2 separate regions of the Mus musculus genome follow, and region 1 is linked to region 2. A link is a loop called in an ENCODE intact Hi-C map of the cell type or tissue named here. Cell type or tissue: gastrocnemius. All regions are shown on one strand. Each heading gives the region's core, and the rest is flanking DNA. Links, peaks and the distances in the headings are about the cores only. Region 1 holds the start of Mrrf (mitochondrial ribosome recycling factor). Region 2 overlaps Gm39798 (a long non-coding RNA gene).

Region 1 (12,400 bases), core at 3,049-11,048, 120 kb after region 2:
GAGACAAATTCCTGCATCACGTGGTCATTTTAAATAAGAATATACATGTGACAGCTCAGCTCATGAAATTTTGAGAAACAAACAGTAAAGTCTAATAAGTTAGTATGTGACTATCAAGTCTTTTGGGGGTTGCAAAGGCGACAACTCCTTTGAGTAACATGTTCACAAATGCCAATCTACTCCTCCCGGCTGAGCGGTATCTACTCTAAAAGTCAGGAGGGGACTGGGGTCGCTTATTCTTACACGTTAACCACGGGGTCAGGCCAACAACCACGGCACCCCGATTCCTGGCAGCGAAGTCACTAATGGGATTGTTATTTCCGGCCAGAGACAGGACAATCCGGGGCGGGGCCTAGAAGCCTGCGGGTGAGGATGGTTTTCGCCAAGGCCCCGCGGCCAGGATGGCACTGAGCTTCGGGTACTCACCTGCTAGCCTCAGAGCTGTGCCCTCAGCTCATGCCCCGAAAGCAGCTTCCGACGCTGGGGTCCGAGCGAAGGACCTGAGGTTACCTCTGCCGAAACACCGCTCGCCGCCTGGCCGCCCGTGACGCACTACGCCTGCGCCGCCGCGCTGGCCCGTGACGTCATGACGCCCGCACCTCCGCTGTCCCGCGTGTGTTTCTCTATAGTCCCGGCCGTAGCTGGTGAGTGGCCTTGAGTGTGTGTGGGGGTCGGCTCTCAAGGAGTGGGCGGGATTCGAGCTCTGGTGACACTTTTCTAGGCTCTCGGAGGGACCTCGTAGGGCTAGGATACTATCCGTGACTGGTTCAGCAGAGTTCGGCTGGACCTTAAGGCCGGGGGCGGGACTTCTATGCTCACAAGGGTGGGGCGGGGCCATTGTCACTCAGCCGACATTTAGAGCCTTGCCTGGGAACTTGGTAAATAGTTCCTGATGCTTAAGACGTCACCTGACAGGAATAATGCCTTTTCCAAACAACCCTACACGCGGAGGTGTAATTATTCCCGGTGGTGATGAAGAAACAAAAACTCAAGCGCTGTCTTTACCAAGGTCGCGCGTCTCCCAAGTGATGAAGTTTGAATTCCACCCAGGCCTGAGTCGAATGCCTGGGGCTTTTAAAATCATCATTCTGCTGACCAGTGGGCAAACAGTTGTCATTTCGATGGTGCTTCATCATTCCCGTGACTCTGGCACATTTTACAGATTAAGATCACATACTTAGGAAGCACTAGAAGCAGGACAGTTGCCTAGGCCATCTCAAAGTTTGGTGCTTTTTTTTTTTTTTTTCCTTCTCATTCCTGTGTTTTTATTAACTCACACACAACTACTTGTCTTCTGGATTGTTGAAGCAGTAAGGCAGGCAACACTCACCACAGTAATGTCTGTCAAGGTAACTAGCCATGAACACTCTAGCCCCATGTTGATCAGGAGGACATTTTCATCCACTTTATAGTATTTCAGCACAGCCAACTTAACCTTCTTATTCTTATTCTTCTTGGCAGTGCTATAACCCTTTATCCTTTTCTCAGGACCACCATGAAGTCTCAGCACACCTTTTGAATGTTACAGTCAAAGTATGGCCATCTTTCAGCTGCTTGCCAGCAAAGATCAGCCTCTGCTGAGAGAAGGAATTCCTTCCTTATCCTGGATCTTGGCCTTAACATTTTCTATAGTGTCCGAGGATTCAACCTTTACTGAGACCTTCCATAAGGGTCTTCGTCTCTTCCTCTTGTAAGGTCTGCATGCTCGGGGTGGTTTCACCACAGATGGTGGATCGGATCCACAGTGCTTTCTCTTTTGACCACATTCCATTGAAATTCCCAGAATCTTAGAGAACCCATAGTTGGAAAGCCAGGAAACTTGATTTGATTCCTTCAGTGAATGGCCGAGGATACAAAACCAAATTAGGAGAAATTATTTGCTATAGTTCTCATCTGGGGTAGAGCTGTGATCCATGCTCTTTGAATGTAAGTGGTTGTGAATTCCAAAGTTGCATGTGATAGGGTTGATGAGGCGGGTACATTGGAATCCAGGTGTCCTAGTCTTTACGTGAAGTCTTTGTCCACTATTCCTCCTTTGGCGTGTGCCAAGGACATTTGGATGTTGTATTGAGTCAGGTATTCCAAATACCTTTCTTTACATGGTACTGAGTTTGTAAAGAAGCACACCATGTTCCAAGCAGAGAACTGGAAATCCAGGGGATAACGGAAGCAGTGTTGAGAAATAGAACCCAGGACCAGCCATCAGAGGTGTAGATTCCAACTCTGGTGCCAGCATTTTGACATTTGGCAAGGATTTAATCTTTGTGGAAGTCCATTATCATACTTAGCACATTTGTATGATGTCTTTATTTTTGTACTATACTAAGTACAGGGTACAGTAATAGACAAGTAGGTTAGTAGGTAGATTCGTGTACTAGAGCTGTTGTGAAGTGCCAGCAGTCATATGGAGATATTTAGATAAGGATCAAGTAATTATACATATTTACTTTTATTGTTAAAAATTATGTGCTGTGATGAAGTATTGGCATGAAAGCTGCATTTCAGGAAATGTGACCAGTTTAGTTGGAAGAGCTGGCCAATGACCCTGTGCTCTGACAGAATGATGATAAAGAAGAATGGATGGTAAAGAGATAAAGGGAGAACATTCCAAGCAGGGACTAGGGATGCGGGTGGCGCACGCCTTTAATCCCAGCACTCAGGAGGCAGAGGCAAGCGGATTATCTGAGTTCAAAGCCAGCCTGGTTATAGACTGAGTTCCAGGATGGCCAAGACTACACAGAGAAACGTTGTCTTGTCAAACCAAAAAAAAAAAAAAAAAAAAAAGAGAGAGAGAAAAAAGAAAATAAAAAAATGTATGTTGTATATCAATACACAGTGGTTGGAAGGAGTTGCTGGAGCAGTAGATAAGCCAGGATATAGGTTCATAAATGTATGAAACTGTTAAAAGAGTCTATAAAAAGCATTATTAAAATATTCATTATTTAAAATGAAAAAAAAAAGATGTGGTGGAAGTTGTTGCTGAGAAGGACTGACCTCCTCAAGGTCACATGCAGTAAGAGGAGAAACGGATTCTCTTGTGAGTGGGTTAGTTATTGGAACATACTAGAACTCTCCTAAGTTTCTTCTTTAGTTTTAGTGCTTCATGTATGCTGACCTGACTGTTCGTGTTCCTAAGGTTAAAGACCCAAAGGACTGCTTTATTGAACTCCACTGTGAAATTTCCTGGCTTCTGTGCAGTGAAATGTATGCCTCAAGCATTCCAGCAATGTGGTTATTTATAGAGTTGTCTTCCGGTTCACTTGGATTGGGTCTGCTTTTTGGTACTACATTTTCTGTCAAAGGTTGTTTATTTCTAACCCATTTTAGTTTCCTGTTGCTTTGTGGATTGGTATTATGGCCCACAACAGGAACTCCAGGAAACCTGTCATGCACACTGCAGCCAGATTGAGACCCTGTCAATTAAAAAAAAACACTAAACATTATTATATACCCATATTTGGGTATAAATGTGAGTTGGACATTGGCTATATTAGGTAGAAACTTAGATTTAGAAGTGTCACACAGAGCTAAACTTTTGTGAACAGTTCTTAATAGTATTTGACTATTACATATCTTGGATACTTAATCTCTGAGCCTCAGTTTTAACACGTACAAAGTGGAGACTGTAATGTTTTATCTGTGACATTATTGATAGGAGTAAAGCAAGCAGCCCAGGCCTGTGTTTGTAGAGCCCACACAGGCTGATTGCAGATATGCAGCATAACTTGCTGTCAAAAATTCCATCAAGAAAAATTGTTTGCCTTTGTATTATTCATGTTATTTTTTTCTCTTTGGCTTGTTTTTTAAGACAGGATCTCATCTAGCTTAAGCTAGCCTCTAGTTTGCTGTATAAGTGAGCCTGACCTTGAACCCTCCTCTTCCCCCTCCCTGCCTTACCTCCTAACTGCTAGGATTGTAGGCAGGCCTCACCACACATGGCATTGCTCATCTTTTCATTAAAAAGAAGTCACAGTGGTAATAGTGGTCACGCGTCTTGAACAGCTGGCATATTCCAGGTACCATGCTGCTGTTTCACAGTTATGTGTATGGTTTACATGTACTCACTATTTCATTTTTAAATGAGGCTCATCTTGCTCACTGAGAGAGAAAAGATGAATTGCCCCAGGCAGAAATTAATATTCATGTCTGAATCTAGGCCACTTTGTACCTCAGTCCTGACATCTGTGCAAGTGTCTTCCTCATATCTGACCCTAAGGAAAGCTGATAGCTATCAGTACGCATTCCTTTGTGTGTCCCTGTCATATAGTAGTTACCAAGCCAAGTGTTTTACCTGCCTAGCCTCATCATTCCCAACTTGAAGAAGTAAGTACCAGTCCCATTTTACAGAAGAGAAAATGAAGATGCACTGATTGCTGGGGGGGGGGATCTGTTAGTGGTAGATCTGGAATTGGGTTCCTGCTGTAGAATGCCTGCTCTTGTTTACTCCATTATGCTGCACCAACATTTTAGCAGTTGATTTTTAATGAGATGTGATTTTCAAAGACAGTGCTTCCAGACACTTGATACTAATTGTTCTTAATTTTTAGCTAATAGCCAGATTCTTGGCAGAAGCTCTCAGTGTTGTACTGTTGGCTAGGACTGTGTTCTGTCTCAGGGAGGAAGAGCATCTTTGTATGGTCTAAGACTTCAGAAGTCTGTATAAGTTGTGCTAATTCAGTGGATGGTGGTGGCATTTCCCAGTTCTAGACCGTGAAAGACCTCAGTCCTCACTCATGCTTCAGACTCAAATTAAAGTGCATTCTAATTGGTAATCAGTGCATAAGGAACCAAAGAAAATTTGAATTTAATGCCGCCATGTACGTTTTATAGTCATTTTATGCCTATTAAAATGTTTTTCTTACTTAAACTCCCTTCTAGTACTCGGCCTTTCCTCTTAAGCTTTATCAAGATTTTGTGCTTTTGCTCATATAAGGGCTTAATTAGCGTCATTACAGATTTAGGCTGCTGCACATTTGCTGAGCAGGCATTTAGACGCACTGGAAGAACTGTACAGACGGGGTGGGTCACTTAAGACTCTGAGCCTCAGTCTCTCCATCCTGTAAAATGAGGCTAGTCATTCTTCCCTGGGGATGCTGGGAGGAAGGTTGGGGATTAATGCATGCACAATGCCAAGGTCGTGGCTTAGTTTGAGGAGTTGCTTGGCAGTTGGCATAAATTCATCTTGTAAGTTGCTGTGGCTTTTCTTTTACTGAAGCCCCCCTCCCACTTTTGAGAGAGGGTTTCTCTGTGTGGCCCTGACTGTCCTGGAACTCTCTTTGTAGACCAGGCTGGCCTCAAACCCAGAGATCCCCTTGCCTTTGCCTCCCGAGTGCTGGGATTAAAGGCGTGCACTACCACTTACTGAGATCTTTTTGTCTTGTTCTTTGTAGTGGCTGCTTCTGAGGATTCTCTTCCGTCATGGCCTCGGGAATAAGATGCTTTCGCCTGCTGCACCCTGCTTTTCGCAGTTACCATGCTGCTTTGACCAGACCTGTTTCAGAAGTTTCCATGAAGACAGTGAGTGGAAGACAACATGGCCATAGGCAGTACTCAGCCTACCCAGCAGTACCAGTTCGCCATTTTGCAACCAAGAAAGCCAAAGGTAGATGGTCTCCTTTCCCATCTCATCCCTTTCTCATGTTTAGCAGAGATCTCAGAGGTATACTGAGTTTCTTTCCTTTCCATGTAAGTAAATGATACTCAGACGTTCATAGACTAGCTGTGTTAGAACTTAGGACTTATTTTGTTACCTTTATACCTCATTTATTCTTGTTAGTGACTCAGAAAATGCCTAACTTATTTCATTTAGATGCAGAACTAGAGGTAAAAGTACCAAGCGAATTGGTGGCCTTGTGGCAGGGATCAGCATACTCTCGTCTTTTAGGAAGACTCAGATTGGGGGTATAATTAAAGCCAGAAGGGTTTTGGGTGAACGGGCATTAAAGCCATGGGTTAGATGGATGATCTTAATGGTTTATGTCATTAAGAATGAGATTTTGATGTTCTGCAGGTCTGAGCTTAAATGCCACTTCCTCCAGGATGCCTTCCTTGGCCTGAGACTGGGTCAGGTCCCCTGTTACATGCACTCATGTACACTCTTATTTTTCTTTGACACACTTAGAACTGTAGTAACTCATCTATCAGTTGTAAAATTGATTATTGTTTGTTACCTGTCTGCCCTATTGGATCTGATGAAGATCAGTTTCTTTTGTTGTTGTTTAGCACTCTCCAGGGCTGTATATAAACTGTGTTTTCAGAACCTTTGTGGGATGAATGAGTGACAGGAAATGATGAGGCAGGCCTGCTGTTTGCAGTGGTGTATCAGGGAGCCCCCTTGAGGATGGCACTAGAAAAATATGCTGCTGGCTATTACCACCCCTCCCCACACACAGACCCCAACTTTCTTTTTTGTTCAACACAGATTCAGATCTGCTTTTTGTTGAAAAGAGGATTGGCACTTCGATGAAGGAAAAGTAGTGCTTCCAAGATTTATCTTCTGTTTAGTTAGTGTTTGATTTGTATGTTATTGTTTAAATTTTCTACTCCAATCCTTACCATTATCCGTTGAAAATAGTGGTAATTTTGCAGTGTAGAAACCCTTATGATTAATGAATACAGATTTTAACGTGTAGCAAATACAGAAGCTGAGGTACAGTTGCCCGTGGACTCATCCAGATAGAGGAAGCACAGGGAACCTGGGGCTTCTAGGCCTTGGTATCACAGTCTTGTAGATGCCCAGTGTGGCCTGCAAGCAGCATCTTTCCTCTGGCTGCTGACAGTCTCTTAAATTTACTGGAGTCTTTCTACAGTGGGGATACTGTCCCTAGTGTTTGTGCTACAAGGAATGTCTTTCACTATAGTCGTTTTCGGTTCTCTTCTTTGTACTTTTTGTATCTTTTTCAAGAACTCTTTTCTATCCCAAGGGAATTTATTTCTAAATGTGATATGAATTAATAATTTTAACTGTTAAGCTGGCTGTGGTGGCTCACACCTTTAATCCCAGTGCTGGAGAGGCTGAGGCAGGAGGATTACTTCTAGCTCAAGATGGTCCTGGGCTGAATAGTGAATCTCTATGCCACCCTGGTTTGTAGAGTGAGATTTTTTTTTTCTCAAGGAAACAAACTAAAGCTCAGTTCATGTTTCTTTTCCACATGGGCTGTAAGCGGTGTGGCCAGCACTTTGTTATCTAATTGGTGTGAACTTGTATGTTGTATGCCACATTTCCTTATGTATATGGTTTCTGTTGAACTGCCTTGTTTCTGCACCAAATCGTCCTCACTTCCATACTCAGCCACAAAGCCTTTCATGCTGTGCTTCGGATCTTCACTTATGACACACATTTTTGTCTTGTCTTTTTCCTCTTCTAAGTGAAGCTTCTATGTGAACCAACATTTTCTAGAAAACGATATCATTACTGTATCACTTAATGATATGCTCATAATTTATTTTTAGGCATAAGGTACAGAAAAGCACATACCTACATTATTGAATGATTGGCTCAGTGGATTTTTAGAAGCTGTGCACAATCATACATCCATCTCCCAGATCAAGAAATAAAATGTAGGGAGACTGGCAAGATAGTTTAGCAGTTAAGAGCATTGGCTAACTCAGAGGACCGGAGTTTGATTCCTAGCACCCACATGGTGGCTCAGTACTGTAACTACAATTCTAGAGGATCCAACACCCTCGTCTGGCTTCCCTGGGCACCAGGCACACATGTGGTGCCCAGACATACATGCAGACAGACACTTATATACATAAAATAGTAAAGTAAAATGAGAAGAAATAAAGTCTGGCGTGCCATGGTATCACATGCCTGTAATCCTGGCACTTGGGAGTCAGAGACAGGAGGTTTACTATATTAGCAAATTTTAGGCCAGCCACAGTTACATAGTGACAGTGTCTCAAAACAGCAACCACAAAATAACAACACCCCCCCCCCCAAAAGGCAGAAACAAAAGTTCTAAAAATGGAAAAGAAAAGCAGAAAATATTACTTGTACTCTAGAAGCTTCCCCAAGTATTGTCCTTACCACCATAGATTTCTTTTGTCCTTTTTGAACTCTTTGTCTGGCTTTGTGAGGTAGCAGATTTCTTGTGAGATATTTGCCTGTTGTACCTGCAACAGCTGTAGACACTTTGATTTTATAGTGTCCTGAATATGCTGTTTCAGTTTGTGTATCTGTCCTGTAGTGGCATTTGGGTGTCTTTCAGATTGGAGTTAAACTAACAGTGTTATTAAAATATAAACATTCTTGTACATGTGTTTTGGTGAGTATGTATGCACATAAATCCCTCATTCTCTCTTTACGTTCCTCCACTGCATTGCCTAGGAACTCTAGTCTAGTTTAAGTGCCATTGGTGATAATGGACATCCCTCATTTATTCCTGACTTTAGATAAAACACTTCTTATATATGGGCATAAAGAATGTTATATTTTTCATAACCTTTTTAAAACAAATATATCTAATTCTTAAACTTTAAAAAAAAGGCATTAAATTCTAATCAAATGATACATCATGTTTATTGAGATGGTTTTAACCCCCTCACCTTTAATTTTTGTAGTACTGAGGATTGAACTTAGGACCTGGTGTGTGCTAAGCATGTCTTCTCTGTGCCAAATCCCCTACATTCCCCTGCTTTTGATCTACTACTAGAATAACCCCACATCAATAGCTTTTCTGGTGTTAAACCAGTTTTTATTTTTTAATAAGACCCCTACTTGTTCTTGATAATAATTTGTATATATTTTGCTTGGTACATAATCTGTGTATTCATTGCTGGATTTATCAAGCTTGTATATAGGATTAAGTATTAGGCTATTTAGTCTGTGTTTGCATATATAAGACTAGCCTGAATGTACTTCCACATACTGAGCTCTGTCACTGTCCTTTTAGGTCTTGCTGTTGTTTACATTAGCCTCATGGTGTAAGATGAGTACATCTCTCTTGTAATAGGAAGTTCCTTGCCTCATTGGTAGTAGAACCTGCCTGTAAATTCATCTGGATCTGGTATGCATATATAGACTTGAAACTATAGATGCAGTCTCTTTAATAATTATGAGACTGCTTATATTTTCTGTGTTCGATTTTTTTTTTTCTGTGTTCAAAGCTTTTGGTCTAGAATTATGCCTAATAGCCTCTGAAGATGAAAGTTTTTACTGTTTTGATAAATCTTATATGTTCTCTTTTTCTTAGCATGTGTTTACATCTTTCATATCATCATTCTGCCAGAAGGTTATCAATGCTACAAGCTTTTAAGTCATTTTTAATGTTGTGAGTCTCTTACTTTTTTGATAAATACTATTTTTGTGTTTTCTACTTACTTTTTCTTGAGACAAGGTCTCAACAAGTAACTCTGGCTGGCCTGGAACTCACTGTGCAGGCCAAACTGGCCTTGAATTCACAGATATGGTAGCTTTCTGAGTGATGGCATTGAGGCTAGTTTATGCTTAGGATCACATTTTCTATGGACTTAACTTTTTATTTGCTCTGCATAGCAGTTACCAAGAACAATGTGTTCAAATCTCCTGGCAGGGGTATAGAATGAACAGGTCCCCTTTTCCATTTTGCGGCTACCTTATATGTATATGTATACTTTACACCCTGAATTATTACATGCCTTCTTCTGATACTATTTTGAAGAAGTCCTAATTTCTAATAATGCATTGTCTTAAAATATTTTACTTGCTATTAATATAATAAAACTGACTTCATTAATATTTTTCAGGTTTATAAATTTTTTTCTATCCATTAAACCTGTAATTTCATATATTTATAAAGTTTCTTGTATATTCTGAATGGTTAAATTAAAGTCTTACTGAGAGCCTTGAGCTCTTGGCTAGTCATTTTGATTCATTTTTGTTTATCTTATTTGTTGAGTATTTACATTTTAATTTTGTTTTGTACTTTTTTGTGGTTTTCTTTCCTTTTTTTTCCTTTCTATTAAGTTAATCAGGTTTCTTTATTCCTTTTTCATCTCTGCTGATTTGCAAACTATGTGTATATAATCATCTGTCTTTACTTGGCTAGTTACCCTTAACTTTTTTTTTTTTTAGCATTTTCATAGAAATAAAACTACAACTTGCTAATTTTCACAAACTGAAGTCACCAGTATAACCAAGACTCCCCTTACCCTGCAATCAAGAACTAGTGTGTGGGGACCCATGCCTATAATCTTAGTCCTCAGGAGGCTGAAGCAGACAGAAAAACAGACAGGCAGACAGACTAACCCACCAACCTAGCAAGACAGTGTCTCATAAACCAGAGGCTGGGGCTGTAGCTCAGTGGTAGAACACTCTCCCACATCAGAAGTCCCTTTCCACCCACATCTAGTGAGTGTCTTTTCCTGTGTCTCCTATGGGTACTAAATTACTCATGTCTGCTGTCACAGATTGGGTCTGTTTGTTATATACTACTCAGGATCTATTCTAATATATGGCATTTTTTTAAAACTGTAGTATGTATTTTTAAATCTGGCCTCTTCATTCAACATGTAATTTTGATCCCTTATGGATAAATCTGTCTTTTCTCTTCAGCTTTTAGAGTGGTCTGTATGTCTTTGGTTTTCTTTATTCACAATCTGTCCAGATATGGATTAGCTTCTATTGTTCTGCTTGTAATGAGTGTTTTTGAACTGACATTTTTTATCAGTTCCAAAAATAATAAGCCCTTACCCTTTTTACTCCAAAGCAGTGGGGGCTTCAAGCAGGATAGTGACTTGAACAGACCTTTAGAAGAAAAGTCGCTCTGCTGCTTGTTCATTGGTTACTTTGGACAAATATTTAAATGCCTTACATCCCAGAGTTTGTATTTTCCTACTCAGAGAACTATCTTGAGTGTCAAATGGAAGAGAGTATTTGAAGTTGCATTACAAATTAGGATGTGGAACACAGCACAGTCAAGCTAGCTGTAGATAATAAAAATTGCTGAATGAATTTTAATGTTTTGTTAAATGTCTAGTATTAGCATCATAGTCTTTATTACACAGATACTATTTAGGTATTTTCATCTTTCTGATCCTTTCCCACCCCTATGTAGAAATACAAGAGTATTTGTGCCACGTGCACATTAATTACAGAATGTATGTGAAAAACCCCTGCCTGACGTTTAGACATGAAATCAGATTCCATCCGCCCTCCAGCACTGTTGATTTTCTAAGCTATTCGTCAGTGTGCTCTGGTGGGTAGTATTTAATGTCTCTGCAGTTCATTTTGTCCAGATCAGCCATAGTGCTGAGCCTAACCTTGTCTTAGTATGATTGAAACTGAATTAATGCATTTCCTTTCTCTCCATTAGATTTGTGGAGATGGTCTTATGAAAAGTTCATGGGCTTAAAATTAGACAGATCTGGGACCAAATCTTGACTTGATCATTTCCTGACCTGTGACCTTAGGCAAGTTACTTTACCTTCCTTTCTTGTCTTCTGTTTTTCTAAACAATAAGGTATTGATTTACTTCTCGACTCCTCGGTATATGTCTACTCTTTTGGGTGTGTAAGTAACTTCATTTGTCTTCCTGTAGCAGCTTTATAACAGACTTTATTAGTCTTCTTTTACGAAGATAGAGTGGCTTGCCCAATGTCATAGAGCCAGTGTGCTGCAGTTGGTTAAACCCAGAATGTCTAATTGTAAAGCCTGTGCCCTTGCTAATGTCCAAGGATTTAGCACGGATGTGGGAGCTAGCTGATACCCAGTACATAAGAGCTCCTGTGCAGGGCAGAGATGATTTTTATAAAAGTCTAGCCCTTGACAGTGTGCCTGTGCACAGCAGGCACCTTTGAAACTGCCAATGTTTGTTATTTGTGTTATGCTTCCATTCTGTTATTCACTGGCTGTTCACTTTTTAGCTAAAGGGAAAGGACAGCCCCAGGCCAGGGTGACCGTTAATAGAGCCTTGGTCGAGGATATCATCAGCTTGGAAGAGGTGGATGAAGACATGAAATCTGTGGTGGAAGCACTTAAGGATAATTTCAATAAGACTCTCAACATAAGGACTGCACCAGGTTAGTGGCTGAACCTGAGTTTCCGGGAGCGTTACAGTGGGAAAGAACAAGGCTGTGCCACCGAGTCAGCCCCAGCGTCCGCCTGACTAACTGCCGTTTGTGAGCAGTTACTTTTCCTTAACGGAGGACTTCCCTTGTCTAGTTCCTGCTGTGTGGCTTTGGGGCAGTAGAATGTAAGTGAGTTAGTGTGTCTCATGGCTCGGGGGTAGTGCTGGATGTGTCCATTAAGCAGCTGTGTCCTGTGGGGTAGTACTATGCTTGGCCCACAGAAAATTAGCACAGTGCTGAGAAAACTTGTCACGATTGGTGCTCTTATGGAACTACACTCTCAAAAAGATGTGTTCTTTTATAGTTGGGGATATTATAAGCAAATAAGGTATCTAGGCTCATAGTTCGA
Region 2 (12,400 bases), core at 1,685-9,684:
CCGCTGAGTTAAGGCCTTTGTTTAGTATTTTAGAAGGAGATCCTCATATCTCCTCCCCTAGGACTCTTACTCTAGCTGCTAACCAGGCCTTACAAAAAGTGGAAAAGGCCTTACAGAATGCACAATTACAACGTATTGAGGATTCGCAGCCTTTCAGTTTGTGTGTCTTTAAGACAGCACAATTGCCAACTGCAGTTTTGTGGCAGAATGGGCCATTGTTGTGGATCCATCCAAACGTATCCCCAGCTAAAATAATAGATTGGTATCCTGATGCAATTGCACAGCTTGCCCTTAAAGGCCTAAAAGCAGCAATCACCCACTTTGGGCAAAGTCCATATCTTTTAATTGTACCTTATACCGCTGCACAGGTTCAAACCTTGGCAGCCACATCTAATGATTGGGCAGTTTTAGTTACCTCCTTTTCAGGAAAAATAGATAACCATTATCCAAAACATCCAATCTTACAGTTTGCCCAAAATCAATCTGTTGTGTTTCCACAAATAACAGTAAGAAACCCACTTAAAAATGGGATTGTGGTATATACTGATGGATCAAAAACTGGCATAGGTGCCTATGTGGCTAATGGTAAAGTGGTATCCAAACAATATAATGAAAATTCACCGCAAGTGGTAGAATGTTTAGTGGTCTTAGAAGTTTTAAAAACCTTTTTAGAACCCCTTAATATTGTGTCAGATTCCTGTTATGTGGTAAATGCAGTAAATCTTTTAGAAGTGGCTGGAGTGATTAAGCCTTCCAGTAGAGTTGCCAATATTTTTCAGCAGATACAATTAGTTTTGTTATCTAGAAGATCTCCTGTTTATATTACTCATGTTAGAGCCCATTCAGGCCTACCTGGCCCCATGGCTCTGGGAAATGATTTGGCAGATAAGGCCACTAAAGTGGTGGCTGCTGCCCTATCATCCCCGGTAGAGGCTGCAAGAAACTTTCATAACAATTTTCATGTGACGGCTGAAACATTACGCAGTCGTTTCTCCTTGACAAGAAAAGAAGCCCGTGACATTGTTACTCAATGTCAAAGCTGCTGTGAGTTCTTGCCAGTTCCTCATGTGGGAATTAACCCACGCGGTATTCGACCTCTACAGGTCTGGCAAATGGATGTTACACATGTTTCTTCCTTTGGAAAACTTCAATATCTCCATGTGTCCATTGACACATGTTCTGGCATCATGTTTGCCTCTCCGTTAACCGGAGAAAAAGCCTCACATGTGATTCAACATTGCCTTGAGGCATGGAGTGCTTGGGGGAAACCCAGACTCCTTAAGACTGATAATGGACCAGCTTATACGTCTCAAAAATTCCAACAGTTCTGCCGTCAGATGGACGTAACCCACCTGACTGGACTTCCATACAACCCTCAAGGACAGGGTATTGTTGAGCGTGCGCATCGCACCCTCAAAACCTATCTTATAAAACAGAAGAGGGGAACTTTTGAGGAGACTGTACCCCGAGCACCAAGAGTGTCGGTGTCTATGGCACTCTTTACACTCAATTTTTTAAATATTGATGTTCATGGCCATACTGCGGCTGAACGTCATTGTTCAGAGCCAGATAGGCCCAATGAGATGGTTAAATGGAAAAATGTCCTTGATAATAAATGGTATGGCCCGGATCCTATTTTGATAAGATCCAGGGGAGCTATCTGTGTTTTCCCACAGAATGAAGACAACCCATTTTGGGTACCAGAAAGACTCACCCGAAAAATCCAGACTGACCAAGGGAATACTAATGTCCCTCGTCTTGGTGATGTCCAGGGCGTCAATAATAAAGAGAGAGCAGCGTTGGGGGATAATGTCGACATTTCCACTCCCAATGACGGTGATGTATAATGCTCAAGTATTCTCCTGCTTTTTTACCACTAACTGGGAACTGGGTTTGGCCTTAATTCAGACAGCCTTGGCTCTGTCTGGACAGGTCCAGACAACTGACACCATTAACACTTTGTCAGCCTCAGTGACTACAGTCATAGATGAACAGGCCTCAGCTAATGTCAAGATACAGGGAGGTCTCATGCTGGTTAATCAACTCATAGATCTTGTCCAGATACAACTAGATGTATTATGACAAATAACTCAGCAGGGATGTGAACAAAAGTTTCCGGGATTGTGTGTTATTTCCATTCAGTATGTTAAATTTACTAGGACAGCTAATTTGTCAAAAAGTCTTTTTCAGTATATGTTACAGAATTGGATGGCTGAATTTGAACAGATCCTTCGGGAATTGAGACTTCAGGTCAACTCCACGCGCTTGGACCTGTCCCTGACCAAAGGATTACCCAATTGGATCTCCTCAGCATTTTCTTTCTTTAAAAAATGGGTGGGATTAATATTATTTGGAGATACACTTTGCTGTGGATTAGTGTTGCTTCTTTGATTGGTCTGTAAGCTTAAGGCCCAAACTAGGAGAGACAAGGTGGTTATTGCCCAGGCGCTTGCAGGACTAGAACATGGAGCTTCCCCTGATATATCTATGCTTAGGCAATAGGTCGCTGGCCACTCAGCTCTTATATCCCATGAGGCTAGACTCATTGCACGGGATAGAGTGAGTGTGCTTCAGCAGCCCGAGAGAGTTGCAAGGCTAAGCACTGCAATGGAAAGGCTCTGCGGCATATATGAGCCTATTCTAGGGAGACATGTCATCTTTCATGAAGGTTCAGTGTCCTAGTTCCCTTCCCCCAGGCAAAACGACACGGGAGCAGGTCAGGGTTGCTCTGGGTAAAAGCCTGTAAGCCTAAGAGCTAATCCTGTACATGGCTCCTTTACCTACACACTGGGGATTTGACCTCTATCTCCACTCTCATTAATATGGGTGGCCTATTTGCTCTTATTAAAAGGATAGGGGGAGATGTTGGGAGCCGCCCCCACATTCGCCGTTACAAGATGGCGCTGACATCCTGTGTTCTAAGTGGTAAACAAATAATCTGCGCATGTGCCAAGGGTATCTTATGACTACTTGTGCTCTGCCTTCCCCGTGACGTCAACTCGGCCGATGGGCTGCAGCCAATCAGGGAGTGACACGTCCGAGGCGAAGGAGAATTCTCCTAAAATAGGGACGGGGTTTCGTTTTCTCTCTCTCTTGCTTCTTGCTCTCTTTTCCTGAAGATGTAAGAATAAAGCTTTGCCGCAGAAGATTCTGGTCTGTGGTGTTCTTCCTGGCCGGTCGTGAGAACGCGTCGAATAACAGTGGCAGCCATTGCTTTCAGCTGTGTGCCCATTAGTGATCCCACCAGGCTCCCGTAAATGGTTTCGATTCCGTGGCCACACAGGTGGCCCTGGTTAATCTAAACTAGTCATAAAGCAAAACCAAAAGCCATGAACCTTGGAAATGAACAGGAGGAAGGTGGGGTGGGGGTGCAGAGATGTATGCATTCGGGAGAGTAGCCAGATTGCAATTTTGTATGTGTATGAAGTTGTTAAGAACTAAATTAATAAAGACAGTAATAAGGAAGAGAGCAATGGAGTATCTGATAGCACCTGCACATGCAGACTTGTGTACCACACCAAACATGCACACACACACTACACATGCACACCACACACACACACACTACACATGCACACACACACACACATACCACACACACACAAACCACACACAATACCACACACACAAACCACATACACACACACCACACATACATACATACACTACACCCCACACACACTATACACACAAACATACCATACACACCACCACATACATACACACCACACACACACTACACATGCACACATACACACATACACACACCACATATATACACATACTACACACACTACACATGCACACACACACACCGCACATATACACATACTACACACACTACACATGTACACACACACACCACACACACCACACACACCACACACACACATAAATAACAAACAAATCCTTGTTTATTATTATAGCCCTAGAACCTATCTCAGCACCTTGTACATAGTAAAGGTTCGATAGAAATCTATCACACAAGCAGACAGATGAGGACTGAACCAAAAAAAAAAAAAAAAAAAAAAGGCAGAGGGCAGGGGCAGGGCTTGAAGGGCCATTGGATCTGTGTCCTCTCCACCTCCCTATCCCTAGACAAGCTGGTGTTCCTGAGATGTGCTGCACAGCACACATACGATTTTGTAACCCAAAGGAAGGAGGTGAAATAGCTTTGGGATGACTCCACTGATAACCTGTTGAGGTGATCATGTGGCCTGGGGGATGATGTAAAATATGTTACTAACCTTGCATTATCTGACTCTGTATTCTTTTTTTAACTTTTGTTTTGTTTTGTTTTGTTTTGTTTTGTTTGAGACAGGGTTTTTCTGTGTAACCCTGGCTGGCCTGGAACTCACTCTGTAGACCAGGCTGGCCTCGAACTCAGAAATCCACCTGTCTCTGTCTTCCAAGTGCTGGGATTAAAAATGTGTGCCAACACTGCCCTGCTGTTCTCTCTCTCTCTCCTTCTCTCTCTCTCTCTCTCTCTCTCTCTCTCTAGTGCTGTTTACAGGGAAAACCGTATTAATGCTACAGCAATGAACTACATCCTTAGCCCTTCCTATTTCTTCCTAGAATATGTAAGCAACACACTGCTTGCCCTTGAGGCCTGTTCTATGTTCTTTTTTTTTAAGATTTATTTATTTATTTTATGTATATGAATACACTGTAGCTGTACAGATGTTTGGGAGCCATCATGTGGTTGCTGGGAATTGAACTCAGGACCTTTGCCCTGCTCTCTCCAGCCCAAAGATATATTTATTATTATACGTAAGTACACTGTAGCTGACTTCAGATGCACCAGAAAGGGTATTAGATCTCATTATGGATGGTTGTGAGCCACCATGTGGTTGTTGGTATTTGAACTCAGGACCTTCGGAAGAGCAGTCAGTGCTCTTATCCACTGAGCCAGCCCCCCCTGTTCTGTATTCTATTGGAAGACGCTACAGACCTCTGCTGCAGAAGGGTCAGGGAAAGTCCCAGATGTTCACTTAAAGTCGTCCTTTGTGTCTCTCCCAATGCACTCAGGCCCAGTAATAAATAAGCCATGCTCTCTGCCTCAGTTGCCCTCTCCAGCCCTCCACTTCTGTCTTGCAAGGACATTTGACCTCTCCTCTGAGTGGGTCCAAGACCATCAGCTCAGTAGTCCTTGGAGACCTCGGGTACCCATCTCCCATCTGAATGAGGCCTCCACCTTAGTCCAGCCAATCATTTTCTGTGCATTACACTTCGCTGCATCTCTTCTCTTCTCTCTTTCATTCACTACCTTCCCCCAGGTGCCATTCATTCGCCCAGGAAATATCTAGTAGGCACTGACATCCAGGTGTCTTCTTGGAGCTTAGTAAGTGTCTTCTGAAAGAAGACATCGACTCTGATCTTCTGAGCTAACATCCTAAAAGAGAAGAGACAAGACACTAGCAAACGCAGCAGCAAATGACCTGTGTTAGAAGGGGAAACACTAATAGGAACAAGGCTGAACCAGGCTGAAGACCACCATTTACACTGGTCCCCTGCCTTCAGGCTTGCCTGACTTATCCTTTGTGGGCAGCTGGAGGGATCTCATGTTTAGCCAGGCCACCTCCCTGATTCAAAGCCCTCCTTGGATCTCCAGTAACTCTAGGTTCAGGGCCAAGTTCTTTAGCTGGGCATGCAAAACCAGATTCTGGCATGCGCGCGCGCGCGCGCGCGCACACACACACACACACACACACACACACACACACACACACACACGTTCAGCACTTCCCTGGCCTGTTCTCTAGCGCCACCCTGCGTTCGCTTGTTCTCATCTTAACGGGTTCGTTGTGTGGTTCGGGGATCTTTGCGCTCAGATTCGTGTGTCCCCAAAACTGCGCCCCAGCTGTACACCTGCAGCCACTGTGGCTCACAAATCCGTGTGCCTACTCTGTGAGCAGGCAAGCCACGTTTCCACGAGTCTTTCCCTTTTGGAGAGTCCTAGTGGACCTCAGGGGCTGTCCAGGTATATCTGACTTCCCAGAGCCTCAGCGGGAACTGGCTCTGTGATTCAGGAAGTCGCCATGGCAACCGTCGGGCCCTCGTGCCATCTCCTGCAATCAGCGCTGGGACCTGGACACCCGCTGAGCTTCCTGGAGATTTCGTTCCCCACGGTGGGGAGTCTGGAGGGGGATGCGGGGGGAATATGAGAAGCCTTTTAGCTCTCCCCCTCCTTCACTGCCTGATCCTCCTCTCCTCACTCCTCATTGCAGGGCTGGGACTTGAGAGAAAACTGCTCTGGACTTTTAAGTAGCGACAGAAGTTCTAGTTCCCCATAAGTCACCTACACCTTGTGAGGCCTTGCAAAGAGATGATCCCTTCCTCTACACCTTCATCCTCTCACCCCCGCGATGCTTCCTTGCTGGTTCTTTGTAGAGTCTCATGACATTCTGTGTATCACATTCTCAGTTAATATTCTGTGGAATGAAATGTATAGAACAAACTCTTGCCTTCATAGGGCTTCATGGTTTTCCTACCTTGTTTACAGTATCGGTCTGTTAGAAGAAGAATTTAGAGTCAGAGAGATAGAGGAAAAGACCAAGGCCACTAGTCCTGCATGAACAGAGAGGTGCTAACAGGGCCATCATGAGAAAGGTTGCCTATGAGGGACAACATGTGCTACCAGCCAACAAGTGACCCAGCCTCCCTTCTACTTCCTGAATCTCTGGTTTTAGGTTAGATCAAGAGAGTTGGGGCGGGGTCTCATATCTCAGGATGGTCAGTGGGAAGACCCCCAAGTCAGAAGCCTGCCTTGTCCTAGGGAAGATGACACCTGGGCCATATCTGGTGCTCTAGACCAGAGGAGCCTGACCTAGCCAAGCTCTCAGTGGCTGTAGATCTGGGCAATGGGGACCTGCAAGTGTGACAAGTGCCAGGCCCAGACCTCTGCATCTGTGTGATGAATCCTGCTTCATGTCTGTTCTATAAACAACAATCCTTGGATTTCTGAATCAGGACTTTTTGGTGTCTGGTTCTCCATCTTTACCCCCAGTTCTGGCCCAGGTCTGGAAAAAAAGAAACTACATGCCACTATGTTTCTTGTGTCTCAGTTAATCCCCACAGCTCTGCCAAGTAGCTTTTACAGCCTATATTTCATGGGAAAGGAAACAAAAATTCAGAGAGGTAAAGTGATTTTACTCAAGGTTGCATAAGCTAGTAAGAGACAGAGACTGGATTTGAACCCAGGGCCACAGCTCTCAGAGAAAAGGGGATCGATGGAGCTTTGTGGGTGCTTCTAGGGCAGGAAAGCCTGGTTGTCAAGACTGGAAGAGTTTGAAACTGGTTGGCAGAGAGACGAGAGTGCAGTGCAGACACAGGGTGGGGGCTGCATGACCTGGCCAAGTGGAGGGTCAAGCTGCCTTGGCCCGGCTCCCATCTCCAGCCTCAGGGCCAGCTTGTGAGGTGGAGCTGAAACATTCAGGCAGTTTCCTTTCCTTTGTTGGGAGTGATGTCGCCCATTTCCTGGATGTCCAAGAACCCTGCTTCAAACAATAGTGCTGTCAGGAAGCCAGGAAGGGGCTGCTGCTCTGTACTTGGTTCTGCCCCATCCCTCCCCACCTCCTGAGACCTAGCCAGGCCATCCTTTATGCTTATCTCTTAGAGTCTGATGTCCCACTCTGCCACCACTGGGCTGCATTCCTGTGAATGGGGTGCCTTACTTCTTTGGGCCTCAGCTTTCAATCTGAAGATCGGGGGACACATTCTCACCCAGCAGAACTAGTGTGGCCTTCAGAGAACAGACACAGGATAGCAAGAGCAGCTAACACCCTAGACACAGGTAACAGATGCTCTGGAAGTTTGCCTTTTTGTAGTCATCCAGAAAATTCCAGTTACTTTAAATGATGGGATTGTCAACTCATTTTTCAAGGCTATTGATCGTATCTATGTGATCAGCTATGTGTGCTATATTTTAAGACTGAATCAGACTTATTGCTTAAGGACCAAACAAAATTGATGGTTAATTTTGTTGACTCAATACAACCCAGAGTCTCCTGGAGGAAAAGTCTTCGTGAGGTTTGTCTACACTAGGTTTGCCTATAAGTAACTTGTGCCACTATGGGCAGCAGCATCCCCTAAACCATGTAAGAGTGGAGAAACTGAGCTGAGTCCATCGAGCAAGCATGCATGCAGACATTTCTCTCTGCTTTTGACTGTGGGTGTCATGCAAGCTCCTGCCACTGTGCCACCACGGCTATGCTAGACTGTCATGTGGAATCATAACCTGAAATAGAGCCTTTCCTAAATTGTTTCTGTCATGGTGTTCCAACTGCAACAGAAATGAAAGCAGAACAGGTGAGACCTGGCACTGATGATAGCATGTAACCTGGGACAATGATGTGATTCGTTAGAGCTTCAGTGTGTCTACCTATAAAATACGGCAGTAACAATATTATGTTAGGTGTTCCTGTGAGAAATAAATAGACAATGTGGGTAAGTGACACAGCTCAGTATGTGTAAGCCACACGGCTCAGTGCCTGGCCAAAAGGTAGGTACCCAGCAAATGGCAGCAATCATGAACATCACCAAAACTTTGTTATTATTTTTTCCACAGTGTCTCCACAATCCCCCTCTCCGGTCTTTGCTCCCAGGGTTTCCCTTCGTCCAAGCCTTCCCTGTCTGTCACCATGCATTCGGCTTAACCACTGTAAAACAATGGGAATGTATTGGCCTCTCTGGGCCCTCGCTGCTGTTTCAAGAGCTAGTCCAGTTCTCCTGGCATTGAACTTGCAGTGAGTCGGAGCCTACACCCATCAATTGACAGTGTCTGTGTCCCCAGTTCCACAACAGATTGGAATCCCCCCCAGAAGAAGGGGAGCTACACAAGTGGTTCAAGCTGTCTCCAGGCTTGGGAGCTGGGTGGGTGCTTTTGTCAAGAAACATGGCGTTTTCATTAAGGCCATTGTCTGCCAATTAGCCCAGCACTGACTCACAGGGAGCACAACATTGGGGGCCCGCTGTTCAGGCGGCCTGTGGCTGCAGCATCGTGTTCTATGAGCCCCGTGTCCTGTCCCCGGGAGAGTCTTCCCTCTGCTGCTCTGCTAGGTGGTTTCTTCACCCTGTTGTGGGGTGCACCTGTCACCTCAGTGAGGGTGCATTTGTACACGTGTGCTTGAAACCAGGTGGTGTACCATGGCCATGTTATTGAATTAACAGAACCACCCAGAAAGAAAGCACCATTGTCATGCTGTTCTGCAGGGGAGACAACAAAACCTCCAAAAAATCTTTCTCAAGGCTCTGAGGACACAAAACCATCTCATTAGTCACCAGAAGAACTGCCATTTGGACAGTGTTTTCTAAATAAACTCAGAGTTGCACAGCCTTGGGTGAGCCATATCCCTCTCTATTTGCCCCCTGCCCACCCTGTCCTTCCTCATCCCTGCTCCATCAACTCCCATGAAGTCAGAGGTAAAATATACACAGCCCCTGACAGAAGAAACTCAAGCGAAGAAAGGGAGGCAAACAGCACAGATAATCACCATGTAATTAATACAGATAAGAGCTACATGCCAGAGGTATCTCCCATGTCAATACAGAGTCACTCCAGAGCTTTTTTGGATGTGCAGGATTGCGTTGGGCAGAACCACCACAAGCCAGTTGTTCTGCTGCTGGGGGAGAGTGGGGGTTGGTGCTTAGTTGCTTCCCCTCTCTATTTCCTACAAACACTATTTCATTGAAACCCTTATAGTACATCAGCGTTTCTGTAGAGTCACTTTACAGGTGTGGAATTATATGCCTGCTTTGTTATTTTGATAGATCCACCTTCTGGATACAGTGCATTGATATATCATTTATGACTGCCATATCAGGGTCAATACATGATATTATCAGTGTGGTGGTTTGAATAGGTATGGCTCCAAGAGACTCATGCATTTGAATGCCTTGCCATAAGGGGTGGCACTGTCAGGAGGTGTGGCCTTGTTGGAGGAAGTGTGTCACTGTGAAAGTGGGCTTTAAGGCCATATATATGCTCAAGCTTCACCCAGTGTGATATATAGTCTCTCCTCGCTACGTGTAGAGCTCTCATCTTCTCTAGCACCATGTCTGCCTGTATGTCACCATGCTTCCTGCCATGATGATAATGGACTAAACCTCTGAAAAGCTAAGCCAGCCCCAATTAAATGTTGTCCTTTATAAGAGTTGCCTTGGTCATGGTGTCTGTTCGCAGCAGTAAAACCCTAAGACCATCAGGTTCTTATACTTTTGCTGAACAAATAAAATGGACCATGTGGCTTTAATGCCATCATTCTGATCACTGGTTAGACATCTCGCATGCTCATTGGTTAAACAGTCTCTTCTGCAAACTTCTTGCCCGTAGCCTTTCTGGATGTCTCTATATCACATTTTTTGATGGCACACATCTTTGATGGCACACCTGATTTTCTGGCTCCTTATGCCTGGACCTCCTTTAGCTTTCCTACCTGCCGTACCCCCCTCCTGTATGACAGTCATCCTGACCCGCAGAGTGTCAGCCCCCAGGTTCACCGTGCAGAACCCAAGGGGCCAAAGGATCTCGCTGATTCGGCTTGGCTCAGTGAGAAGCAGTTTAAGCAGGGGGTGATTCCCAAAAGGTTTTTTTCTGTTGGTTTTTAAGGTTGAACGCTTCCTAGTAGGGACTGGCGAGATGGCTCAGCACTTAAAAGCACTTGCTGCTCTGTCACAGGAGCTGAGTTTAGTCCCAGCTCCAACATTTGAGGCAGTTCATCCATGCCTTTAACTCCAGCTCCAAAGGGATCTATCACCCTCTTCTGGCCTCCATGACCACCTACAGGCACTTGTACATACAGTCACACACACACAAATACAATAAAAAATATAATCACTCAGAGAGAGAGAGAGAGAAGAGGGCTTTCTATAAATGCTCTATCCAACTCATCCCTAAACAACAACAAAATCACATAAAATTTCAATGAGGGAAATGGTTTATTTTGTGATTTTTGGTTATTTGTTTTAGGTTTTAGTTTTTGAGACAAGGGCTGCTACGTGACTCTCACTGTCCTGGAACTCACTCTGTAGACCAGGCTTGCCTTGAATTCACCAAGATCCACTTGCCTCTGCCTCCGGAGTTCTGGGATTAAATGTGTATGCACCACCATCCCAGGCCTGGCGACGTGTGCTTGTGATCCCATTGCTGAGAAGCTAAGACACGATGATCTGTGGGTCCTGCTGGCTCGCCTAATTGGTGAGCTCCAGGCCAACGAGAGACCCTATCTCAAAGGAAGGAAATGTTGTTCCTGAGGTTGACATCCAAGGTTGTCTTCTGGCCTCTACACACACACACACACACATACACACACACACACACTTGTGTGTATACCTGCACATTCACACATGCACAAGATACACACATGCATGCATACATACAAATAAAACACAGACCCAAATATCTTTCTTATTTAAATTTCCAGAAGGAATCCCCCAGATGTTTAGATCTAATTTGAGAAAATGATCAGAATCCCAGTTACCTCTAACAGGTTAGCTAAAAGACAAAACAGGTCACATGACATTCCTTTTGAGAATATTTTTACTTACTCTTTGACAATTTTAACTTATATACAACACATTGTGATGATATCCCCCTCCACTCCTCTTGGACACTTGCAAACTTCCACACATATCTGCTCCTCTACCTTCATGTCCCTGTCGTCACTCCCCCAGTTAAACCGTTGGCTTGATCTTGTGTAGAAAACTGTAGCTGCTGTGGGTCCATGAGTACAATGGCCGGCCCTGTTACAACCTGAGGACAGCATTTCACAGTGCCCTCCCTGTCCTCCAGCTCTTACATGGCTTTCCCCCTCTTCCACAGTATTCCTGGAACCTTTTAGAAGTTGGTAGACATGTCTCATGTGGGGCTGAGCACTCAACAGTCACAGATCTTCTGCACTTTCACCCTTTACAAATCTCTGCATTGCCTGCTGCTCACTACAAAAAGAAGCGTCTCTCCCCAGTGTTGAGAGCAACACTAACCTATAGACTTCAGGATAAAAAGGCAGTTTGACAAACTTGTCTGGTTAGCAAGACAATAGGTTCACCTCCCCAGAGCCTATGACCCCCTGTATCATGGCTTTGGACCAGGTTTACAGTAAGAGACCTGTGGAACAGGTTCAAATACAATCAGAAAACAGTTGGTTACCTCTGAAACAGTCTTGTCACTATTGCTTCAGTAGGTGCACCTTGCCTGGCAGGTTGATATGGTAGCATGCAGGGTCCATCACTGTGTAAGTCAAGTGATGATTTTTTCCCACCAGCAGCCTGCATGACATACCTTCTGGCACTATGAAAGCTAACCATCAGAAAGAAATGTTCTAGGTCAATTCCTTTATTTCTCAACATGCTGCAAACAGAGTGTGTTGTGTCTTCAGCAACTGAGTCTTACCATCTAGTTCTG

What was found. Hi-C counts contacts between places; a loop is a spot of excess contacts. Peaks named below come from ENCODE experiments on the same cell type or tissue, not always from the same donor. Only the 100,000 strongest peaks of a DNase experiment are listed, where the experiment ranks them.
Region 1: it touches region 2 in a loop (2.4-fold over the local background); 5 of 42 quality-filtered maps call a loop at or near these places.

The regions. Positions count from the first base shown.
Region 1 is chr2:36,136,056-36,148,455 of GRCm38, forward strand. It overlaps Mrrf (mitochondrial ribosome recycling factor), which reads left to right and starts at 343. Exons shown (of 7, transcript NM_026422.2): 1 at 343-644; 2 at 5,391-5,602; 3 at 11,848-12,003. The coding sequence starts at 5,419. It overlaps Rbm18 (RNA binding motif protein 18), which reads right to left and starts at 649. Exons shown (of 6, transcript NM_026434.4): 1 at 427-649. In gastrocnemius, for the core only: a CTCF peak has its summit at 6,326 (motif pointing left); no DNase peak of the experiment used is centred there; H3K27ac peaks cover 858 bases.
Region 2 is chr2:36,016,040-36,028,439 of GRCm38, forward strand. It overlaps Gm39798 (a long non-coding RNA gene), which reads right to left. Exons shown (of 2, transcript XR_866163.1): 2 at 11,519-12,400. Among named protein-coding and RNA genes, the nearest start is that of Gm39798, 8.7 kb to the right of the region's middle. In gastrocnemius, for the core only: a CTCF peak has its summit at 5,795; DNase peaks (open chromatin) are centred at 5,759, 6,050 and 7,432; H3K4me3 peaks cover 630 bases; H3K27ac peaks cover 2,596 bases.